Regions from separate parts of the Homo sapiens genome. Here region 2 is linked to region 1. Evidence: chromatin contacts called from ENCODE Hi-C or POLR2A ChIA-PET data. All regions are on one chromosome and are shown on one strand. Each heading gives the region's core, a stretch centred on a gene start or an enhancer-like site at or near the end of the contact. The rest is flanking DNA. Distances are from core to core; before and after follow the strand shown. Region 1 overlaps HMGA2 (high mobility group AT-hook 2). Region 2 overlaps HMGA2 (high mobility group AT-hook 2).

Evidence for each region. A loop is a pair of places that touch in the nucleus more often than their neighbours do. ChIA-PET counts read pairs that join two places held with the same protein, here RNA polymerase II (POLR2A). Pooled maps may share reads with other maps.
Region 2: a loop to region 1 is called in a map of endothelial cell of hepatic sinusoid, with 5 times the contacts of the local background. The contact joins two enhancer-like sites. A Hi-C loop is called at or near these places in 3 of 168 maps with a recorded cell type or tissue (HepG2, endothelial cell of hepatic sinusoid and endothelial cell of umbilical vein) and 3 of 50 pooled maps. POLR2A ChIA-PET finds 5 or more read pairs at or near these places in 3 of 52 experiments (A673, BJ and MCF 10A).

The regions. Positions count from the first base shown.
Region 1 is chr12:65,873,672-65,879,067 of GRCh38, reverse strand. The region is part of intron 3 of HMGA2 (high mobility group AT-hook 2); the gene reads right to left. All of the region lies in intron 1 of HMGA2-AS1 (HMGA2 antisense RNA 1), which reads left to right. Among named protein-coding and RNA genes, the nearest start is that of HMGA2-AS1, 6.0 kb to the left of the region's middle. Within about 2 kb of position 1,812, at least 5 of the 41 ENCODE cell types and tissues checked have a DNase peak (open chromatin) inside an H3K27ac peak, as active enhancers do.
Region 2 is chr12:65,923,587-65,929,052 of GRCh38, reverse strand. All of the region lies in intron 3 of HMGA2 (high mobility group AT-hook 2), which reads right to left. Among named protein-coding and RNA genes, the nearest start is that of HMGA2-AS2, 22 kb to the left of the region's middle. RefSeq lists an enhancer at 2,117-2,627. Within about 2 kb of position 3,257, at least 4 of the 41 ENCODE cell types and tissues checked have a DNase peak (open chromatin) inside an H3K27ac peak, as active enhancers do.

The DNA of each region.
Region 1 (5,396 bases), core at 563-3,062:
AGTTTATACCTATGTGTCAAAAATGGAAGGATGAAAATTGACTTGAGAAACTGCACAGTTTCTGTGCAACATTATATAGGATATCTTTACAAAGGACAACATTCGAAGCAAGAAATTGGAGCTTAGGCAGTATTACACTTTCTATCTTACCTATACTACTCTCTGAGAAACCCATTTCTAGCCTGTACAGCATAGCTTGTAAACTGTGATCTTCGACTAGTATGAATAAGTCTTGTGTTGAGTTTAATTTCAGAGGCCGGGAGTTTATCAGCTGAGCCATCTCACCTGCATTCCTTGCAAGTCATTAGAGCCTTAGATGCCTGGCTTGGCTTTGGGCTTCTCCAGCAGAGAGCAGTGAAACACTGTCAATAAACCTAATTCTGGAAACCAGAGTAGATTCCAAGTTGGGAAAAAAGCAAAGGCAGAACTAGCAGGCTCATCAGAGTTATAAAGAAACTGGGGAAACTGGGCTTGTAGATTTTTTAAAACAGATATGTGTTGAAACTTTGATGTCAATATTAATGGCAATACACATATTTAGATATTTAAATGTTATTCAAAATATCACTTCATAGCAAGGTAGATGACCCAAAAGAAAAAGTGTGCGCTTTCCAAAATTTGCTTCTTATTTTAATCCTGCAATTGCTATACAGTTACACGTTTATTAGCTTTACTATTACACATGTATTAGGTCATTTCCATTTGCATTCAGTGTTAGAACAATGTCAGCTCTTCAATCCCAATCTCTGGCTACCTAGCTTGGCAGTTCTTCAAGCATCCCTTGTTTACAGGGACCACTTGGAAAGTCAAGTATGTTATAACAAGTTTATGCATCCTCATTCTACAAGAAACGTTGTTGCAGAGAACCATTTTAAGAAGCTTAAAAACAGTTTTCTATGGCTCCAGTTCAAAATGGGGTTCATAGTGGGGATGTGTGAATGGCGCTTCCAGGTAAAATGATTTATTATTACATTACACATGAACTTGTTAACAGTATAACACAAAAGTGTGAACACTCCCCAGGACACCTCACCCTTGGCTGGGGTGCAAGTAGGTTCTTCTCCTTTCAATCAACAGTAGCATGATGACAGAGAATATTAGTGAATGCAGTATGTTCATGCTTGGCTGCTCTTAAAGAAAAAATTTTCACAAAAGGAAATATGAGCGTTTACAATCCCATGATATGGAACATAGGATCTGACCTGTTTACTTCTCTTGGATGACAAATAATTTAATCTATTAATTTTTTTTTTGAAGCAAAGACAAAAGGGAAGAGGCCTAAAAAAAAAACCAGGCAGGTCATCCATTGCTCCATTGACGTGGGAGATAATACCCTATGTATAACCAGTGACTTGAAGAGTTCTCATTCTGAAACTTTTTTGCTCTCTTCAAAGCACTGGGCTCAAATGCTAGCCTCTGTGTGCAGGCTGCCAAAATACTAAGTGAAGCATGGGGCACTACACATTAAAGGGGAAAGGTCAGCATGGCACCATGCCCAAAATGCATGCTGTACAGCGGGATGAACTTTGGAGAGACCAGCTCACATCAAGTCACCGTGTGTTTTACATTCTCCCAGTGACCGGGGTCATTTTACCTCCCATTGGAATCTCCTCTCAGCCATTATGTCTCCCAGTTCTCAAAGGAAAACCTCTCTCCTTGACCCCTCCTAAGGCCTCTCTGCACAGTACCATTCTAGCAAAAAGGAACAGCTCCAAGCCAGGAAACTACTTCCACAGGGCAAATAAAGCTTCTGCCAGAACTCCTAAAGGCAAAGCTTCCCTGCTGCTGCAGCAGCCAGCAGACGCAGGGCTGCATTGCTTGGGAAAGTGCAGCCTGCCGCTCCACGTCAACATTCCACCCCCTTAGCTTTTCCCAAGGTCTCAGTGAGAAAACCTTTCTTTTTTCTTTCTTCATTTTTGTTTTTGTTCTTATCAGTTCAAACAAGAACAATGAATTCCTCAAGCCCAAGCAAGAATGTGACAAGGTGTCAACAAAGCCAACCAGGAAGGTGATGTATGGCCCATAAATCACTTCACAAACCAGGGCTGCAAAGAAAGCACCCAGCAACCCAGAGCCCCGAGTGTGAGTTTTTTCTACTCCTAAACCTTCACACCCCCCACATCCACCCTCCTCCAGCACCTCACTGACTGCTCACCTGTCACTCCTCCACTGACCAATTGGCCTACTCATGGGGTAAGACAAGTTCTGTTCCTTCTGTGGCAAATACTGGGCATCTATGGTAGAGCACCACATAATATAATGTGCTTTAGGGACATGTGTTGCTATGGGGTATGGTTTCCGGAGGCTGTCTGGAAAGCTCTACTCAAAACCTTAATTTGAAAGGTTTATAAATGGTGAAAGTATTTGTTCTTAGAGTAAAAATTTGATTTAGAAAGTTTGGGCTTAAGTGGTGAAATGATTTTATGGTTTTCAAAAATCAGAGGCCAGAAATTGTTTTGCGTGCTTTATAAATGATATAAAGAGAAATGGAGAACAACCAAATTAGAATCTCTTTCTGGGGTTGTAGGATTTGGTTTTCTTGAAAGAAATATTGAATGTATAGTTGTGTACATATTAAGATTAGGAAGAGAAAGAGTATTCACAATTGCCTTATGCAAAGTAACTTATTGGCTAATAGAAAATTACCAAATATTTTCTTTCACTGTTTTAATAGATGTGACTAATTATACTTTTTATGCCATGGTTTCAGAGTGAGTATATGGTGTAAATTCCTAATGCAAAAACTCCTGAAAAGATTTAAATTCAAATGACTAATTTTCAGCAACTCAGTATCCATTCTGTGAGCTTCTATTTTTTTTTCTATATATACATTTTTTTTTTGAAAAAACAGGCCTTAAATACATATTTAACTAACAGGCTGGAACAGCTAAGTAAATCATTTATAAACACAGATTTATATAATGGAATGACCTGTACCTACTACATTCCTATATAACCAGTTTAGGAGAAAAAGCAAAAACTTCCAAAGAAGCAATTTTGTTGAAAACTGAAGACATCAACAAAGAGAAAACCTCACCAATCCCCATGATAATGGTGACCAAGTTCAGTCTAGTTGAATGCAGTTTCATTTCTTTCCTCCAACCACTTTTAAAAAAAATCAGATTCTAAAAATAGCTGAAGAAGCAGAGATGAGCTCATTCTCTACTAAGTAACCTTGCACATTCTCTAATGATAGTAAAAATAATTCAAAGAAAAAAAGCAAATAAAAAAAGAAAAACATCCACCAAGTTGGTAGTTCAAACTCACAGAAAGTTGACTAATGGCATACGTAGGCCTACTATTAAAAAACCAGACAAGGCCGGGCACAGTGGCTTACGCCTATAATCCCAGCCCCTTGGAAGGCCGAGTCAGGCGGATCACCTGAAGTAAGGAGTTCAAGGCCAGCCTGGCCAACTTGGTGAAACCTTGTCTTTACTAAAAAAAAAAAAAAAAAAAAAAAAAAAAAAAAAAAAAAAAATAGCCGGGCACGGTGGCATATGCCCGCAATCCCAACTACTTGGGAGGCTGAGGCAGGAGAATGGCTTGAACCCGTGAGGTGGAGGTTGCAGTGAGCTGAGATCACACCACTGCACTCCAGCCTGGGCAACAGAGAAAGACTTTGTCTCAAAACAAACAAACAAACAGACAAAACTGAATATATGAAAATCTGAATAAAATATTTCTTTGCAACACAGTATAGTCTTTGAAATAATAAACTAACAGTTGTCATAAACTGCAAGCTCTAGTGTATGTAAATAGATCACCTTAGAATAGTATCATTTACTCACTCAGGAACACAGCTATTCAATTAAATAAAATACATCTGGTATTATTGCCAGTAAGACAAGCAAAGCAAGCAGGTACTGAGCCACTGTCAGTATATTTTCTCATATGAGAATAGGGGAGTAAAAATTAATTTGGGACTACTTTGGGACAATTACTTGTATTAACTCTAATAAATATAAGCATTTCTTTTTATTTTTACATCTGTGATTAAACAAAACAAGACAAAACCCATTATGGCCATAGCATCAAGCTACATGATAATTCTAAAAGGGTATTACTGGGGGGGCGGGGAACCTTTCTGGTTGAATAAAGGGAGATGAGAAGATAAAATAAGTACTGCAGATGTGTGAGATCCCAATTTTCTTGCTCTGGAAAAATCTGTAGAAAGAGCTACATCTGTCTCAAAATGTGACTCTCTTTTTCTGAGATGGAGCACCAAACTGGAAAAGGGAGAGATGAGCCCATTGGGGCAAATCTTTAAACTCTTCTACTATTTTTAAGCGTACTTGTGAAAATGTTTACCTGTATGTATACATACAGAAAAACAAATGAGTTTGAACTATGATTATCCATTACTTTATTTTTTTAAAAAAGATATCTTGCCAAGTCTTAAGGTGGTTCTGCGGGTAAATCAGGGTAGCAAGCTGCTTATTATAAAGCAGCTTGAAGAACAAGTACATAGAGGTCACCTGCACTCACTTCAACAACCCTAGAGAGGCACCTGGAGTCACACTACACCTCCTTCTGAAAAGATTCTAAACAATTTCTAAAGGGCACCACATCTTCAAATGGTTTCCCTCCTGCTGGAAACCTAGGCTTTGTTGTATGAGCGTAATTCGTTACCACTGAAAAGAAGATGATTAAAATTTCTTGAGTATTCACCTCACATCATTAAAGGTTTTTATATATATTTTCACTCAATGTGTCTCAGCAAGACTGACAAAGTCTTCAACTAAGTAGTAGACTTTATATAGCTTTAAATTCTGTGTATTACATATATCTATTATTTATATAGCTTTATTATTTATATTATATATTTATTAATTTACATTTTAAGTTTATAAAACAAAAATAAGTTTTCTTTTCTTGTAGGTGATAAATGAGATCTATGAAACTGTAAAGGATAAATTCTTACTCTTATTCCCAACAAGCTGGTGTCAACAATAATGCATACAAGGAAGAAAACATAATTGAAAAATTAGTACAAATTTGCTTCTGTTTTATTGTCCACTCATTCAGCAGATGTTTATCCAGTGTGTGCAAAGTGCAATAGTAGGCTATAGAGAGATAAAAAACAAAATCTCACTAACTGTGGGCCATTAATTGGCATACCTCAAACTGCCCTATATTGTTACCTACCTTTTTTGGTGTCTGATTTTTGAATTCCATAAGGACAGCGACCATATGTTAAACCTCCATGTGTGCCTGCTCTTTTCAGTCATCTAATAAATGATTCTGCCATTATTGTTACTCTTGTGCAAGCACGGGCAAATACCACAAGCAAGACTTGAAAACAAATCCTCAGTTCCCTGTCTTTAACAATGAATTTTGTGAGGATGAATATAATAAAATATAACAGAGTAATGTGATAATGGTCACATTTAAATATA
Region 2 (5,466 bases), core at 2,008-4,507, 49 kb before region 1:
AAGTTTGCTGTGCATAGACCAATTCTTAAAATGGTAAGAAGGTTAGAAAAAAGGAAATCCCAAAGTAAGATACATACATACATACATACATACATGCATATATACAGTACACTACATATATAAATATATATGTACTCTTTGTCTTTGCATCCTTTATATATGTGTAATCTTTATACGGATATAAATACAGCCATGCACCACATAATGACGTTTCACTCAACAATGAACTGCATATATGGTGGTGGTCCCAGAAGATTATAATGGAGTTGAAAAATTCCTATTGCCTACTGACATTTTGATCATCCACACCCTATGTGTGCCTAGGCAAATGTGTGTGCTATGTCTTAGTTGTTAGCCAAAAAGTTTGAAAATTAAAAAAAATTAAAATTTTCAAAATAGAGAAAAGCTTATAAAGATATAAAGAAAAATATTTCTGTACAGCTACATAATGTGTTTGTGTTTTAAGTGAAGTTTTATTACAAAGAGTAAAAAAGTTAAAAAAATTTAAAGGTTATAAAGTAAAAAAGTTACAGTAAGCTAAGGTTAATTTATTATTGAAGAAAGAAAAATATTTTTTATAAATTTAGTGTAGCCCAAGTGTACTGTGTTTACAAAGTCTGCATAGTGTACAGTAATGTTCTAGGCTGTCACATTCACTCACCACTCACTCACTGACTCACCCAGAGCAACCACAACTTCCAGTCTGGCAATTTCCATCCATGGTAAGTGCCCTATACAGGTGTACCATTTTAAAATCTTTTATGCTGTATTTTTACTGTACCTTTTCTATGTTTAGATATGTTTTGATACACAAATACTTACTATTGTGTTACAATTGCCTACAGTTTCAGTACAGTAACATGCTGTACAGGTTTGTAGCTTAGGAGCAATGGGATGCACCATTTAGCCTAGATGTGCAGTAGGCTGTACTATCTAGGTTTGTGTAAATACACTCTTTGATGCTAACACAACAATGAAATTGCCTAAAGATGCATTTCTCAGAATGTACCCCTATTGTTAAGCAATGTATGATTGAATATATATCTTTATAAAATATATAATATATACACATATATACATACATACATATATATATATATATACTCACATACATATTTTGGGTGACAGAAATATGTATGTATATACATACATATATACATACATATTTTATATATACATACATATATAAAAAATATATATACACACACACACACACACACAGATACAAAGAGAGAGAGAGACAGAGAGAAAGAGACAGACCAATAAGCCTTTATTTTCTATGAGGACAGGTATTTGTATTACCTGAGGACAAGAGAAGTTTGTATTAATCCAGTAAAGATATTTGGATAGCCGAAAATACAATTAGCTGTAAATCAGGGTTCTGGTTTCTAACCCATTTCCTGCTTCTAATAATTAGCTACAAGATCTTGGGCAAGTCTCTGGAACTTGCTAGGTTTCCATTTCTCCATCTCAAATGGAGATCACTGTGATAATTTGTGATTTTATAAAACGTAAAGAAGAGTTTGTCCCTGTCTTCCTCAAAACTGAACTAATTACCAATTTTCTATCACACAGCCACTTAAAAGTGAAGAACTGTCTTTTCCAGTGTGGTTTTTATATTTGGCAGCAAAACCAAACATCTAGTGGAGGCAGAATATGGAATCAAAAGGCACACGTAGCCTTTGTTAAAGCAGCAATTCATCTCTTCAGAAAGTTGTGATCCCTTCCTGGAGCCTGGTATGGCCGTGGATGGTAGCTCACAGGATTAAGTTTCAGAAAATAGGCTTGGTTTTTCTACCATGAAGGGAATAAATTCAGTTCCTATAAGTGTAGCAATTAATGGGCACCCATGGCCATCCCACTATGAGGGGAAAGGGGCCATTTTGTAAAAAAACAATCCAGGGCTGGAACTCAGTTTGAAAATGGTGTTAAGTTGTGCGTTTAAAATGAGTGATAAAACTCCCGTGTGTTGAAAGAAGGCCATGAAACACTGCAACTCCTCCTTGCTTTGCAAAAGAGTAACATCCACGCCATTCACCTAGGAGTCTCCAATGATATACCCTCCTCCCATTACACTTAAGTGGCAAAAAGACCCCTGATTACTGCATGGTAACAGTGATCAACATGGTCACGCAGAAAAGCACTTTTTTTTTCCTTTCCTGGAATGAACAGCGTGCTGCTTCTGGAACTGGAGGCTGCATTTCTGTCACCCAAACCTCTCTCAGAGCTGTGTGTGTTGTGAGACAGCTGAATGTCTCACTGAATGTTTCCTGTGACAATGAGGGTGCTTCAGAGCTTCCCACTGCTGCCACAACCTTTCCTTTGTGATCTTCATGGTTAATGAGACTGTAAACCAGCATCCAAATCAGCATTTGCTGATTGAAAGCAGGTTTAAAGGGCGAAAGAAAATGGTAGTGGTTTAATGATTAAACAACTTTTTACTGCTAAACATTTAAGTTGTTTTAATGTCTAAATCAATACACTTGCAGGATGCAAACTGCAATTAGGTGGAAACAGAACTTCACACTCTTGCAGTTAGAGAAAAACTTGCTACTATCACTTTAAGTGTCAAACTTGTGAACTGGCCTTGAAAGCCTCTCCTCTGCCTCCCTCTCCCCACCTCCGAGGCATTAATTCTATAGAGACGAAGTTAAACACTTAATTTGCAAAACTACTGAGAAGTAAATTTCTTGTTCCAAGGTAACTGGAGTAATTGCCAAATGCAGATAAATCCTCCCCCTGAGTAGGAAGCCCCACACTGTTTTGAAAACAATTCCTAGACTTTGCCCCTGTTGAAGCTGATTGAATGCTCAACCACAAGACTCCACTGTTGTTATCTCTCGCTTACTGCTTTTAGGGGCGGAGTTAACACTTTTCAAAAATCCGAGCTTCCCTAATAAATACAGGGATTTAGTGAAGATTTTGATTGTCTGGGGTTGGCATTCCTGAGGACAGAATAATTTATTTTGCTCTAAGCAGGTGTGTTATGAGAACAGAGGCTATGTTGATAAGAGATCCCTGGGAGCTGGTAATATATTATCTTCTGTAATTTCTTCCAAAAATAGACTTAATGGAAAGAGGATGCATAATATACCCCCTCTCAAAGGAAGCGTTCCCCAATACAACAGAAGCAGTCATTCTAAAAACAGCTTTATGGCTCTGCAGTCAATAGCTCTATTTTCTCCCCTTTCACAACTTCCTTCCTTCTGCTATGTAAGAACTTATGTGAGGGCACACACACATTCACGTGTCAGTGCACACAACTGAAAATGCCCGAGATCCGCATTCTCTCAAAGATCTGCAAGATCATCGAAAACTTAATGATCGCTTGACATGACTTAACCTGATTAATTGATAGTGCTTTTCATTTTATTTCATTTTTTACTCCAACTCTGATCATGTACAACCATGAATTAACCTTGCATTTAATTCAGTTCAGGGAGCAATTTCCAAATGCCTACTATGTTTGAAGTGCCGTATTAGACACAAAGATATACAGGAAACGATGTTCACAAAATATAGGCTGTAAGCAGAACACTTCCCCAAAGAAAAAGATGGCACCAAGAGCAGAATCGGAACTCTGGTGTCCAAATTGCTCCTAATTAAACGCCTAAGCTGCAAGTCAGGTTACTTGGTCAGGCTAAGTTCTTGGAACTAAAAATTGCCTAAGATGTTTTCCTTAGCTACTTCACAAACTAGAAGTTCCTCCTGCTCAGGACCACCCAAATGCTTATTAGAAATTGTCCAAAAGTCAATTTTTTTCAAATTTGGGACACGTTTGAGCGAACAAAAGATATGAAGAATAGTTAGAGTCACACCTGGTGGCAAAAACTTATAACCTAAAATGTAGCATCTTTACTTTAGAAATTGTAGAAAAGATACTTTTGAGCTACTCAAAATTAATTGAGTTTTTTTATTTATAAAAATATTTTAACAATTCAGAAAGGAATTTCACATTTGAGGAATACCAGGGTTTAATAAAAGACAGTAGATGGAAACTTTTAAGGAGGGTCTGCTTGGAAGCTTCTGGGCATTTTCAAGGGCTGGAAATTTCTTTATTCTGTTAAATTTTACCTCAGAACATATGGTTTCTCTCTTCTCTGATAGTTTTATTGCCAGCCCCACTCTAGAAATATGACAGAACGGCAGAAGAGGGATGGAAGAAAATAGGAAGACCTGTTCTGAAAGGCTGGGAGAGAGTTGGAAGGCCTCAGGAAGTTGCCAAAGACTTCACAATTACTTTTTTTGTTTTTTTGGAGACGGAGTCTTGCTCTACTGCCAGGCTGGAGTGCAGTGGCAGGATCTCGGCTCACTGCAACCGGTGCCTCCTGGGTTCAAGTGATTCTCCTGTCTCAGCCTCCTGAGTAGGTGGGACTACAGGCACGCCCCACAACGCCCAGCTAATTTTTGCGTTTTTAGTAGAGATGGGTTTTCACCATGTTGGCCAGGATGGTCTCGATCTCTTGACCTCAAGCCATCCACCTGCCTCAGTCTCCCAAAGTGCTGGGATTACAGGCGTGAGCCACTGTGCCTGGCCAACTTCATAATTACTGATATTTAGAGTGACTTCAGGGATGTGTGTGTCTGTGTGTGTGTGTGTGTAGGGAGGTCTTGCGGTAGGCTGAGGCAACACAGAGGCAGAGGACAATTGGTGATTTGTAACCCCACAGCATTTACAAAATTTGAGTCCCTCTTCCATATTCATTTTACAGCCCAGAAATTAATAACATATTTGAGAAGTTGGGACTATCTTCAGATACAGCAAAAAGAACAATGGGATTAGAAGTCAGATGAAGAAATATTAAAATAATTTTATATTCTAAGTTGGTTCATTTTAACTGGGCTTCAATAACATGAAGAAGAGTAGGAAGTGGGTAAAGCTTCCACTGCCCTGAATAAGCCAAGACAAGATGGACCTTCCCTACCCTAAGAGGAATTTAAGTCACTATTAAATAGTATCCTTCCCAAGGTGGGCTGGGGGTGGGTCAGAGAATGACTTTCCTGGTTTTTTTGTTTGTTCTTTTGTTTTGTTTTGTTTTTTTGAGATGGGGTTTTGCTCTTGTTGCCCAGGCTGGAGTGCAATGGCGTGCTCTTGGCTCACTGCAACCTCCGCCCCGCCAGGTGCAAGCGATTCTCTTACCTCAGCCCCCGAGTAGCTGGGATTACAGGCATGTGCCACCACACCCAGCTAATTTTGTATTTTTTAGTAGAGACGGGGTTTCTCCATGTCGGTCAGGCTGGTCTCGAGCTCCCGACCCCAGGTGATCCACTCGCCTCTGCCTCCCAAAGTGCTGGGATTACAGGCATGAGCTGCCGCACCCGGCGAGAATGACTTTCTTACGGGTGATAAAGTCTGGCATCTCCAATCAGAGCCCTAGAGCTCCCATTTGAAGCCAGAAAATGGCTCTTATGTTGCTGTCCTACCATACTCTTCTAGGTTCCCACAGGGTACAGGAGCCTACAGGA